Regions from separate parts of the Homo sapiens genome. Here region 2 is linked to region 1. A link is an interaction called in ENCODE POLR2A ChIA-PET data of the cell type or tissue named here. Cell type or tissue: Panc1. All regions are shown on one strand. Links, peaks and the distances in the headings refer to the core of each region. The heading gives the core; the rest is flanking DNA.

Evidence for each region. ChIA-PET counts read pairs that join two places held together with the same protein. Peaks named below come from ENCODE experiments on the same cell type or tissue, not always from the same donor. Only the 100,000 strongest peaks of a DNase experiment are listed, where the experiment ranks them.
Region 2: POLR2A ChIA-PET joins it to region 1 with 8 read pairs; 2 of 35 experiments call an interaction of 5 or more read pairs at or near these places.

Annotation. Positions count from the first base shown.
Region 1 is chr4:73,679,594-73,685,531 of GRCh38, reverse strand. No RefSeq gene overlaps it. Among named protein-coding and RNA genes, the nearest start is that of UMLILO, 28 kb to the left of the region's middle. In Panc1, for the core only: no CTCF peak of the experiment used is centred there; no DNase peak of the experiment used is centred there; H3K27ac peaks cover 3,531 bases.
Region 2 is chr4:73,870,981-73,876,410 of GRCh38, reverse strand. It overlaps CXCL1 (C-X-C motif chemokine ligand 1), which reads right to left. Exons shown (of 4, transcript NM_001511.4): 4 at 5,103-5,430. Among named protein-coding and RNA genes, the nearest start is that of CXCL1, 4.3 kb to the right of the region's middle. In Panc1, for the core only: no CTCF peak of the experiment used is centred there; no DNase peak of the experiment used is centred there; H3K4me3 peaks cover 1,165 bases; H3K27ac peaks cover 241 bases.

The DNA of each region.
Region 1 (5,938 bases), core at 468-5,467:
TTCCTCTGAAAATTAAAATTCAGTTGGCAACTGAGTACATAATAGAAAATACATCATTCATGATCTGTCTTCAGTGTTACTTTATGGTTTTAGAAAATACTTTAAATAAATCATTCAAGTTATACTTACTGAAATATAAATATCAGAGTGGTAAATGTCAACATATTAGAATAAATATTTTCTTTTCCTGGCTCCTAAATCTAAGTGAATCTAGAAGTTCATCGACTAAGAAGCTTTAATATGACAACTGGAATGGGAATATATCAAGTGTGATAACATCTCAAAGATAAATGAGGATTGCATAAGAAAGGAGATATGGGCCAATTATTGCTTACCTTTTTTGAAAAGTGCCTCATTTCAGTCCCCATAAAGATAGTCAGAGGAGGACATGGGAGAGGAAAGAGAACTGATATTCCTCTCAGGGGTACATGGCAGAGCCAAGGCTAGATTCTGCATGGCAGTCACCAACAATCATCTCATCTTTGAGCACATTCTCCTTCCTGCTTCTGTGTCCTCTCCTCTCTTCACTTACGTCTCCTTCATGTCCAGCTCGCCTCATCTGCCCATGCAATCAATCCATCAGTCACACAAATAGAAATTGTAACAGTGTATGATATAATCTATAAATGGAAGGTATCATTAGCAATAATGCTCCACTTAGAAGTCTTGGGGTCTCCCCAGGATCTTATGGCCAACACAGAGCTCTTTCCCTCTGCAAACCAGCTCACACCCAAGGCTTCCTCAGTTGGGTACATGAGACCATTATTCACCTAGTTGCTCAAGTCAAACACCAATAACTTATCCTCAGTTTCTCCCTATCCTTGCCACAATGCCACTTAATAGATCAAGTCCTCGTATATTTATATTCAAAATGCATCTAAAACCTGTCTGCTTTTCTCTGTCTTCACTGCAACTACCTTATTCTAAACATCATCCTTTCTTACTTGGATTATTACAACAGTTTCCTTGCTTCTATTCTACACAACAGCAAGGGTGATCTTTAAATTAAAAAATAATAAATAAATAAATAAATAAAATCACTTTGTTGTCCTGCTTCAATTCTCCAACAACTTCTTACTGTAGCTAGAATAAAGTACAGACCCTTTGCCATGGCCCCTCAGGGTTCTCAAACTCTGGCCTATCCCTGCCTATCATGTGGCACTGACTCTGCTCCAGCTGCTCAGGCCTTCTTTCTCATCCTCAAGCATGCTAATCTCCCTTCTGATGGAGAGTCTTGTGCTCTGCCTGGAATGCTCTGGCCCCAGAGTTACGCATGGTTTCAAGTTACAGTTAACTACCATCACCAGCTGAGGTGTTTTCAGAATTCCCAAACCAAATGAACCCCTATTATATGAAATAATTACTGTGTCCATTTATTTATTGTCTGTTGCCTGCCCATGCCATGTAAACTCAAAGTGAGTGAGGATCACTGGTTTTCCTGGTCCCTAGAATAGTCTGGCATGTAGCAGACTCTTTAAAAGAATGTGGTGACAATTCATTTTGTCAATTTTTTCCTCTCTTGACTTTCATCAAGATGACTAAGCTTGGAGAAAATGAGAAGAAAATAAAAGAAATCAAGAAATAATAATCTCAAGACAAATAGAACAGTTCTAGATTCAAATGTTTAATATGAAATAAAAAGTAAAGAGTTGAGTGTTATTCTTGAATGAGATCTATGCAAGTCATGTGCAGGCAGAGTTCAATGGAGACACCTATTAATTTTTCTTATCATGACTATTATGCAAACGCTTTTGTTTTCTTTTTATTATGAGTATTATTTTCCATAGTAGATTTGGGTTAAGTAATAACTGTGGGGTTTTTTGCAAGGAGTATTAACATTTTATACTTGAGCAAGAAAAAAATGAAATCAAAATATTGCTTACTCTGTAACTACTGCCACACTGCCCAACTTCCCCTGATTGCTGTGAGTCTATTTCCATCTGAGGAATCAAAACTTCTTTTTTTGAAAAAGAGACCAGTGGAGAAGGAGAGGGGGAGATTTAAGTAATCATTCATTGAACTTTGCATATAAAATAGTACTATACATTACCAAGGCCCACCTTAGGATTGGGGAATTTCTCTGTCTCATTTTTTAATGTATATTTGTTATTTATGAGTCATATATATTAAAAGTTACCCTTTATAAGACTTCAGTCAAAGCTATGAATCAAAATCTTTGCATTTGTTTTTGGAGCAGAGAGGTTTCTATTTACCTAAGATGTGTTCTTTTGTCTGTAGAAAAACGATTGCCGACATGAATAGCAGCTTTGTTACCTTATTACCCAATGCAAATAAAAGAATAATGAACAGTCATTTTATGTGACTAGTAAGAAAGAAATTATTTACTATGCTTAAAATATGAACTGAGCTATTATTCTGTCATTCCACAGAACTCTGAGCCAGTTGTTGAAGAGCTCCACTCAGATTGATCATAAGTTAGAAAAGCTCGTCAAGTTCTATCTGATGACAAAACAAGTTCGGTCAAAGAACAACCCAGGTAGTCAATATAGTAAGAAAGAAAAGCAGGCATCTTTTGTTTGTCTGAAATAACTATTTGTTTGTAACACCAGGATATCATCTTATATCTAGCCTCAGCCTTGGGCCAAATTATGATCCAAAGGTTTAGTAAAAAGAAATTTGTTCTCTCCAGAATTTCAGATTTACTGCTGTATGTTTTCTCTCTCTATTTTCTGCTCAAGAAAAGGTAAGATGCTTCTGGACTATGAAGCAATCACGGGAATCCATGAAGGGCAGAATGTTGTAATGAAAAAAAAACCCAGCCTGAGAATCAGGAACTTGTTTTCTAACCCTATATAACTTCTCTGGAGCTCATATCTCTGGATGCAAAATAAGCATAGGAATCTTTTGGGTTCCATTAAGCTCTAAAAAGGAATGAGTCATTGCAGTAGAGCTTTCCTAGGTGGTAAATTAAGATTATATCTACACTGAGTTACTAAGAGAATAACAAAGACATTATATATTTTTAATAAGTATCTCATTTACAAAATTGTCCCAAATGTTGCTGTTATTTACTGGAGGTACTTATTAAAAAATATTATTTGCCAAAAATGCAACACAAAGAGTAGAAAATCTGCCAAAGTTCTGTTCAATGTAACCAATATTTATTGAGATTCCAATTCCTGGGAAGCTTTAGCTTGACCTTAGACAACAGCATGCAGAGTTGTTTCTCAATATTGTGGATTTATTATACATAGTGGATTTATTTCTACAGTTAGAAACAGTTTCCCTCATTCTTTAGTAACACACATTGAGCTCTTTCAGAAGGCAGGAGAGGGGGACAGTTTTGAATGCCCTAAATTTTCTAAATTATACCCTTTGATTCAAAACCTTTACTTTCATCAAATGCACTTTATATTCTTATATATGGAGGAAACCTTGGGGCAGCAGAGTTAGTTCATATACAGAGAGAAAATCTTTGCACCAAGGTTAGATTAACTGAAAGAAAAAACATGTAGAGAATATGTGTCTATAAGGAGACTGAAGCCAGTGATAAAGCGGTTTTGAAATGGTCAGAACCCAGACAACATGTTTAAGCCTGAAAGTCTGAAATCTGGGACAGCACAGAGATCTTTTGGTAAGTAGGTCAGTGGAAGAAAAAAGACTTTTGCAGTGTACATCATGGTCTCAAATGAGTATGCTTGGATTTGCATACTTACGTAAATTCAAAACCCTTTTTTTCTTTTATTTTTTAATTGACAGATAATACTGTATGCATTTATAGTGCACAACATGATGTTTTGTAGTTCATATACGTTGTGGAATTGTCAAATCTAGCTAATTAACATGTGCATTACTTCACGTAGTTATTTTTGTGGTAAGGGCATATAACATATACTCTAGATTTTTCAAGAACATAATATATAATCATTGACCATAGTCACCTTGCTTTATAGTAGATCCCTTGAAATTTATTTTTTCTATCCTGCTGTAAGTATGTATCCTTTGGCCAACATCTCCCCCTACCCCCACCACCCCCAGGCTCTGGTAACCACCACTCCACTCTGCATCTATGTGATCAAATTTTCAAGATTCCACATATAAGTGAGATGATGCAGTATTTGTCTTTCCGTGCCTGGCTTATTTCACTTAACAGTTCATCCATGTAGTCACCAAGGCTGGATTTCATTCTTCTTTATGGCTGAATAGTATTCCGTTGTGTATATATACCACATTTTCTGTATTCATTCATCCATTGATGGACACTTAGTTTCCACCTAGGTTTCTACCAATACCCTCTTTGGTGTATTCTATACCAACCCTGGCTAGTCCCACAGCACTGCCACCAGATATTACTACTTAAGTGGAAATGAGAGCCCATTTCCTTCTATTAACATGCCATTAATACACAGAGAGTCGCTGCAGAGCATTTGCACATTTGCTGTTCCCTTTGCTTGGAATGTTTTTCACCCAGATATATATATGCATGCTCTCTCTCTCACTTCCTTCAAGTCTGAGCTCAAATATTGAATGAGAGGCCTACCTCCCTCCTTTTAAGATAAGCATTCTCCTATGAATGTGTATTTCTTCCTCAGCTATATTTTTTTCACAGCCCTGGTAACTCCCAACATATATACTTATCCAAATATATTCATTTGTTTTTATTTTTTGCTTGTGTCTGTGACTAGAATGCAAGCTCTAGAAGAGCAGAGACATTTATTTGTCCATTGTTGTATCCCAGATCCTATAATACTGCTGGCATATAGTAGGTGTCTAAAAAACACACACCTGTCTAATTTGTTGAATGCATTAATTAAATACATCCAATACATTTGATCATCCTTTAAAACAAGCTAAAACACTGGGCAGGTGGAAAAATAGTCAAGGTCATTTCTGCCACCTGGTTTTTCCTCTGCTATCCCTTCCAAAGGCTTGAAAATGGCTTCATCTCAAAAAACAATTACAGATCATGGACAATGTAAAAGCATATTTGTTCCTTATTTTCTGGAGATGACTATAAACCTGTAATTTTCCTAGAAGGAACATTTATAAGGTGTGTTTTAAATCTTTAATTGTTCTGATAGTGAAGCAGTGGCTAAAGTTTAGGGATAGAGGCTCGATGAGGAGGTAGCTGATATATATAATGACCTGCATCTCTCCATCCCTCCTTTATAAAAAATTCCAACCTTGGTTTTGTCAGTCTAGCTTAACTGGTCAAGTTCAGGAAGCTTGATAAAACTTTCAAAATATGAATAAATCTAACAGTTATTTAGATATTCTTCTCTTCCTCAAGCTCTGCTGGAGGTCACAAGAAATGTGCAGTGTAATTTCTTAGCTTGAGAGATCCCAAAGAGAATAAAACGAGAAGAGGAAGAAGATCATGTTGACTTGATCCTTCCCTCTTGGGTTTGGATGCAAGTGACTAACATTCTGGGAGCATTCCCAAGTTTTAGTCTCCTGAATGATCCTTGATAGAATACCCCCTCAGAGGAGATTTGCAAGGTATTTTATTGAGTTCCTGCTTGAGTCAGAAAGTATGTTCTGTTCAGGCGACTTGAAATCATTATTTCCATTTCCACGCCTAGTTTCTAGATAGCCTGGTGAACTCATCTGCCTGAATGTTCCATTCACATCTTGATAATTCCTTAGTCCCTGCATTAAACTACAGGGGGTCATGGGGCTGCATATACTCTTTGCGTGTATATATTAAATAATACTGGGCCAAGCAAAATAATTTATCTGCTTCATCCAGGAAATACCCTTTCCTGAAATTTAAGGCTGTGAGCCAGACAGCTTATTTATGAAGACTAAATAATTTCTCATCCAGACTTGCTTCAAGACTTTTGCTTCACTGTCCTCACTCATCTCTACTACCCTCCTTGCAGAACCTGCCTTAAAATCACTTAGCCCAGGTCCTGAAATGCTATAAACTCCTTGCCTGAATTTAGCATTTTGAGATATCACTAAAAATGGATAGTGC
Region 2 (5,430 bases), core at 431-5,430, 190 kb before region 1:
TGGAAACTTTACAAGGGGTATTTCTATGTCATAAACAAGAAAATCAAATATTAGGAAGTAATACAGCAGTGAAAGATTAAAAATAGCCTTACATTCTTAGCAGCTCCTCACTTTAAGAGACAGAATCTGTATCCCAACCCCCTTGACTCTATGCTCACCTCATGACTTGCTTTGGCCAATAGGAAGTGTTAAAAGTGATGATGTAGATGTTCCAGGCCAACAAGGTAAGAAGCCTAGGAGTTTCTACCCCTGCTCTGTTAAAATGCAGCTGCCACCATATGAGGATAGCCAAGCTCATGAGGCCCAGGCAATGACTAGTGCAAAAAACCAGACATGTGAGTGAGGCAGCTGCACTCGGTCACCAAGTGTCACCTGGTGACTCCAGGAGACACCATCAGAAGAACTACCTGAGCCAAGCCCAGGTTGTTGTATTGCCTAGCCCAAATTGATGGTCATGTGTCAAAATAAAATGGTGACTGTTTAAACCCACTGCATTTTCGGGAGACAATAGATGATTAATAGAGTAATTTAGCCAGTAAATTGGCTGAACTCATTTTATACTTTGAATTATTTGGCTACAATATGCACAATGTTTTCTTTAAACTTTCTTAAAGTGGCACATGGCGTGAATGGCTATTAGCTATTAATTAGTACTCTGAGAATGGTTCTACAAATTTTAGAAAGCCAATCCTGTAGCCAAAATTTAGGATAACTGTCTTCTTGAGCAGTCATGAAAATAATCTAGTTTAATAAAAATCACTGTGTATTAGTCATCAGAAAACCAAACTCTGACCCACTTTTGTAATAAAATAATTCCATGGCATTTGGTAACTCCTTGGTGGTTTCTGAGCCTTTGTAGTTCCATCTATAAAATGAGAAGGCTGATTTTCTTTTTCTTGTGATCTCTCAAGTTTTGAACCAAACTCCTGTCTGGCTGTCAAGGGATCAGTCCCTAGTCTCAACATTTTATTTATTTATTTCTCACCATATGATCTGGCTTCTTTTTTAGGAGATTCTTGAAAGCAACAGTAGCATTTCTAACTACTTTTCACTTAAAAAAAGAAAGATTTATTACTTTTAATGTGGAGAACAAAAATGTCAGTTGGAGTCCTCACCTTTTCAAAGGTGAAAATGAGGTCCTGACTATGGTTTAGTAGACTCTTTCTCCCTGCTTTAGTACCTTGTGGATCCAGATTCCACATTTTTATTTTAAGCATAGCCAAGGAATAGAAATCAGAGGCTGATGCCCTGCTGTTAGGAAGATTTATGACTCTGCTATAAACACAACAACTACAATTTCTTGGTTTGAGCAGGTTTCATAGTTTCTGCAGATGAGGAAAGCAAACACTCACAACAGCCCCTTTGTGAGGTCAAGAACTCAGTTGTGTGCAGCAATGGCCAGTGTGGTTCTGCTCTCTTCTATCATGAGCTTTCACTTGTTTCTGCCTCACTTCCCATTTTTCTTCCTCTTGGTTTTCTGGCATTATACTCCTCAATAAAATAGTAGTCATAAGCCTCTGCTATGAGGTCTAATTTCTGGGGGGCCCAACTGTCTAAGTTTGGGCTCCCCCAAAACAGAGTCTGATAAAAGACTTATGCGCAGTAGTTTATCTTACAGGTGATCATGGAAAGAACAAGTGAAGGAGTGGGGGAATGTGGGATAGGGAAGAGAGAAAATCTAATAAAGTGTATGTAATGAATGAGCTATCATTTGTGCAACCAGGGCTTCATCTTGCCATGGAGTCTCAAGGAAACCTTGTAAAATGTTCCTCAGAATTGTCCCAATAAGACTTCAATTTCCAGTCACGTTGAAGTAAAACAGAAGTCATAACTTCCTGTCTTAAGCAACTAGAAAATGCAACACAATATATGAAGCAATTGTTATCAGACATTGGACAACAAGCAGCAAAAGGCTAGAATTCCTCAGAAAAGGAAATAAACAAGGTGAGGTGTATGGTGATCTTGGTTTTTTTCTGGAGCAACTCTGGACCACCGTGCAAGGGGAGAGATCCAAAGTAGACCATGGTAGTCTTACTGAGTTGAGGGGGCACAGGTTTGAATTCAAGGGAGCTGGGGTGGCTAGAAGTTTAGGAAAAAAGAGTTGTAGAAAGGGGAGATCTATGCAAGAAACCAGAACTCCATAAATCTGCACTGAGGTCCCACTGGGTCTCTTTGATCAGTACTAAGTCACACACGCACGGTGGGGGAAACTCCATAAGTCAAGCAAAGAGTAACTAGAGATTTGTAAGCTGAGAAAACCTCAGACCTAGCATGGAATGAGGAGATAGTTAAGGTCTACCCTGTCGTAGTAGAGAGAACCTGTGAGCACTCAGGGCATTCACTAACGGCACAAGAAGGACATGACTTAGTAGTACAGCTAAACAAACCCTAGAGTGAAGAACATTCCTAGACCACCCTAACAAAGCTCAACAACAAGCCCCAAAGAGACAAAGCTGATGCCCTAGAACTTACCTGCTTGTCAAAATGGAGCCCAAGACTCTAAAGAAAGAGAACAAATCTTGACACTCAGCAACATAAGATTCAAAATTTCCTGCAGTCAAATGAAAATGATTATACATGCTAAGAAGTAGAACAGCATGAGTTATATAAGAGAAAAAAAATCAAGTAAATATAGATTCAGAAGTGACAGAATGATAGACTTAGCATACCAAGATTTTAAAATAACTATCTTAATTATGCTCAGGTGTGTAAAGAAGGTGTAAACATAATGAAGAGGGAAGTGGAACATTTCATCTATTCATATGTCTTTTTAATATTTATTTATTTTAATACACTATCTATAAAATTTAAACACACACATATATATGGAGAGAGAGATAGGAAATTCTAGAATTATCTAACAAGAGACTGGGAAAATTGAATATTCATCCTTTAACTCCTATCTCTCCTCTCAGGGCATCAAATCACAGGCCATCCTAGCTGTGGGCTGAGAAATCTCTCTCTGCCAAGCCCCCTTTCCCACACCTCAATGGAGGAAGCCCCCAGGAAGAGATGCAGAAGAACAAGTGCCTTAAGTTGGGAAGCTGTTATACATTGCAGCTGTTGTACTCATTGTGAGGGGAGTGGGACATCATTGGTGAAGACAGGCAGGTCCTTTTTTAAATTATGTGATTGGGTAGCCAGAAAAGACAAACTGTGTGATCTGTTTTTCTGGATTTCCCTCACTGTGCTATTGTGGGTCTGCCACCTCCACCATCCCTTAACGTCTCTCCAGTTACTTCTGGAACACCTGAGAGGGTGTCTCAGGAGGACTCACAATGATAGAATAGCGTTAGCCACGTCTCCTTCTTTCCTTCTCTAGACCCCATGGTAACATTGCTCAAGAAACCTCAGTCACTGTGATCATTGCTGTTTCCTGCTGATGGCTTCTCAAAACTGTGATGTGTTATGTAATATCCTTTTCCTACTTCCTTCACCCTGTGACTACCACGCCAAAAACGCTGTATCCTACTTCCTGCTATAACACTCCCAACAGGAGACTGCCTTGTACTTGCAAGTTTTCAGAGCAATTTGGTGTGAAAACACAATTTACATATCTGCTTGATCTAAGACTGAGACTGAGACCATGTCCATGGAGTTGGCCTGAGGACCAATGGCAAGAACCAGGTTTCCAGAGCCTCCATAACATTTAATTCTTACAACACTTCAGAAGGCTAATTTTATTATCCTCATCCTATAGAAAGGAAAATGAGGTTGAGTGAAGTAAAGAAACTTGCCCAAGATCACAGTGACAGAGCTGGAATTTACACCAAAGTCAATCTGATCCTTTGAAATCTGTCTTTAACCACCATGTGAATAAAAGCATCTCTTTTGTCCTTTTTATGTTCCCTGTTCCATATTAGCCAGAGCTAGGTAGCCAGTACAGCAAGCTCCAATGTTTGAGGGTAAGGACTTGTCTTAGGTGTAAGGAGTGGTTTTATTGAACCCTTGGATGCTACTTGTAAACATTTTCCAGTGTCCTCTAACTTGGGGTTAGGGAGTGAATGCTACCATTTATGGAGTTTCTCAAATGGTTTGCATTTATTTGCTTATGTATAGTTTACAAATATTCTTCTTCCTCATCTCATTCATAATTAACTAATAATGTTGGAATTATGAAGAGATTCTTGTTTTTAACTTTTTTAGTTGTGAGAAAAGCTCACAGAGTTTGTTTCTTGTTGCTTATGACCTCTATTTGCCCAGCTTCTTGGGATGATCCAGAATTTGATTTGAAGTATTGAGGCTGCCAGTCTCACCTTCTTGCCTCTGTTAGAGGCAGTTACCCAGGGCTCAGGATTTCTGAATGAGTTCTGAATCAGAAACAAGCACACACCTCATGCATGCACGAACATCCTTCCTTTTCAGGTTTGGAGTGTGGTTTCTTTTATATTATTGGGGTATTTCTTCCTTAGACATGCCAATTTTGCTTCTGTCCTAAAAACCTGTAGTGCTGCTGCTGTTCTGGGACAGCATTGAATACAGAGTTCCCCAGAAGGCAACCGCTCTATGAGGTCCCATCAAAATTCCACTAGGAACGATGCAAATGAATGCAGTCCAATCTTAAAACCATTATAGTTGGTATATTGCTATAAAGGATTGAAACACCGCAAATCTTAGTGCTAATTACTTATATGTGAAGGCTAGAAAGCTGAGCCCAAATTTCAATCAGATCTTTTCACAGGTGAAGCATTCAGCCACTCACTTTTGCTTCTATTGACGACACAAATGATTTGAGTTTTGAAAAACGAAATATTTTAGCCACCATTTCACTGCCAGCTTCATTAAATTGTCAACAATTATGAGAAATATTGTTCAACAAAAGCAATGAAATGAGAGCCCTTGTTAAGATAATATAAATATTTTTAAGGAGGTAAATTTGAGTAGCAAGACAGAAAGAAACTTCTTATAAAAAGGGCAATTTATATCAGTGACTCTCCCATTAGGGGCCAGCCCATAGTTTAGTAAAGCGCATTCTTCACTAGGTGAGAGCCAAGGGTATTGGCAGCAATCACCGCATGAAATGAAGCATAACTCATAGTTTGATTTATCTGTATAGCAAATTGAACACCCAGAAAAATAAACACAATTAAAAAATTGAGAAATATTGATATAAATCACCAGATTTTCCAGTAAAGGTAGCCCTTGTTTCCCCCCAAAAATCAAACGAGTTTTTTCTATAAGTGCTTTATTTTTATATTCTCTATGAAAACATCAATAATTAAGCCCCTTTGTTCTAAGCCAGAAACACTGTAAAACTACCATTAAACAAGGCAGTATGCCTTACAAGAAAGACATAAAATGTCCAAGGGATATTTAGAACATTTTAGTTCTTAAAGTTTCAACATGAGAAATGTTGACCACACACTGTGAAATCATTTCAATAAATAACAACTGACATTCATCTAAACAGTTACAAAACAGATGTGCACA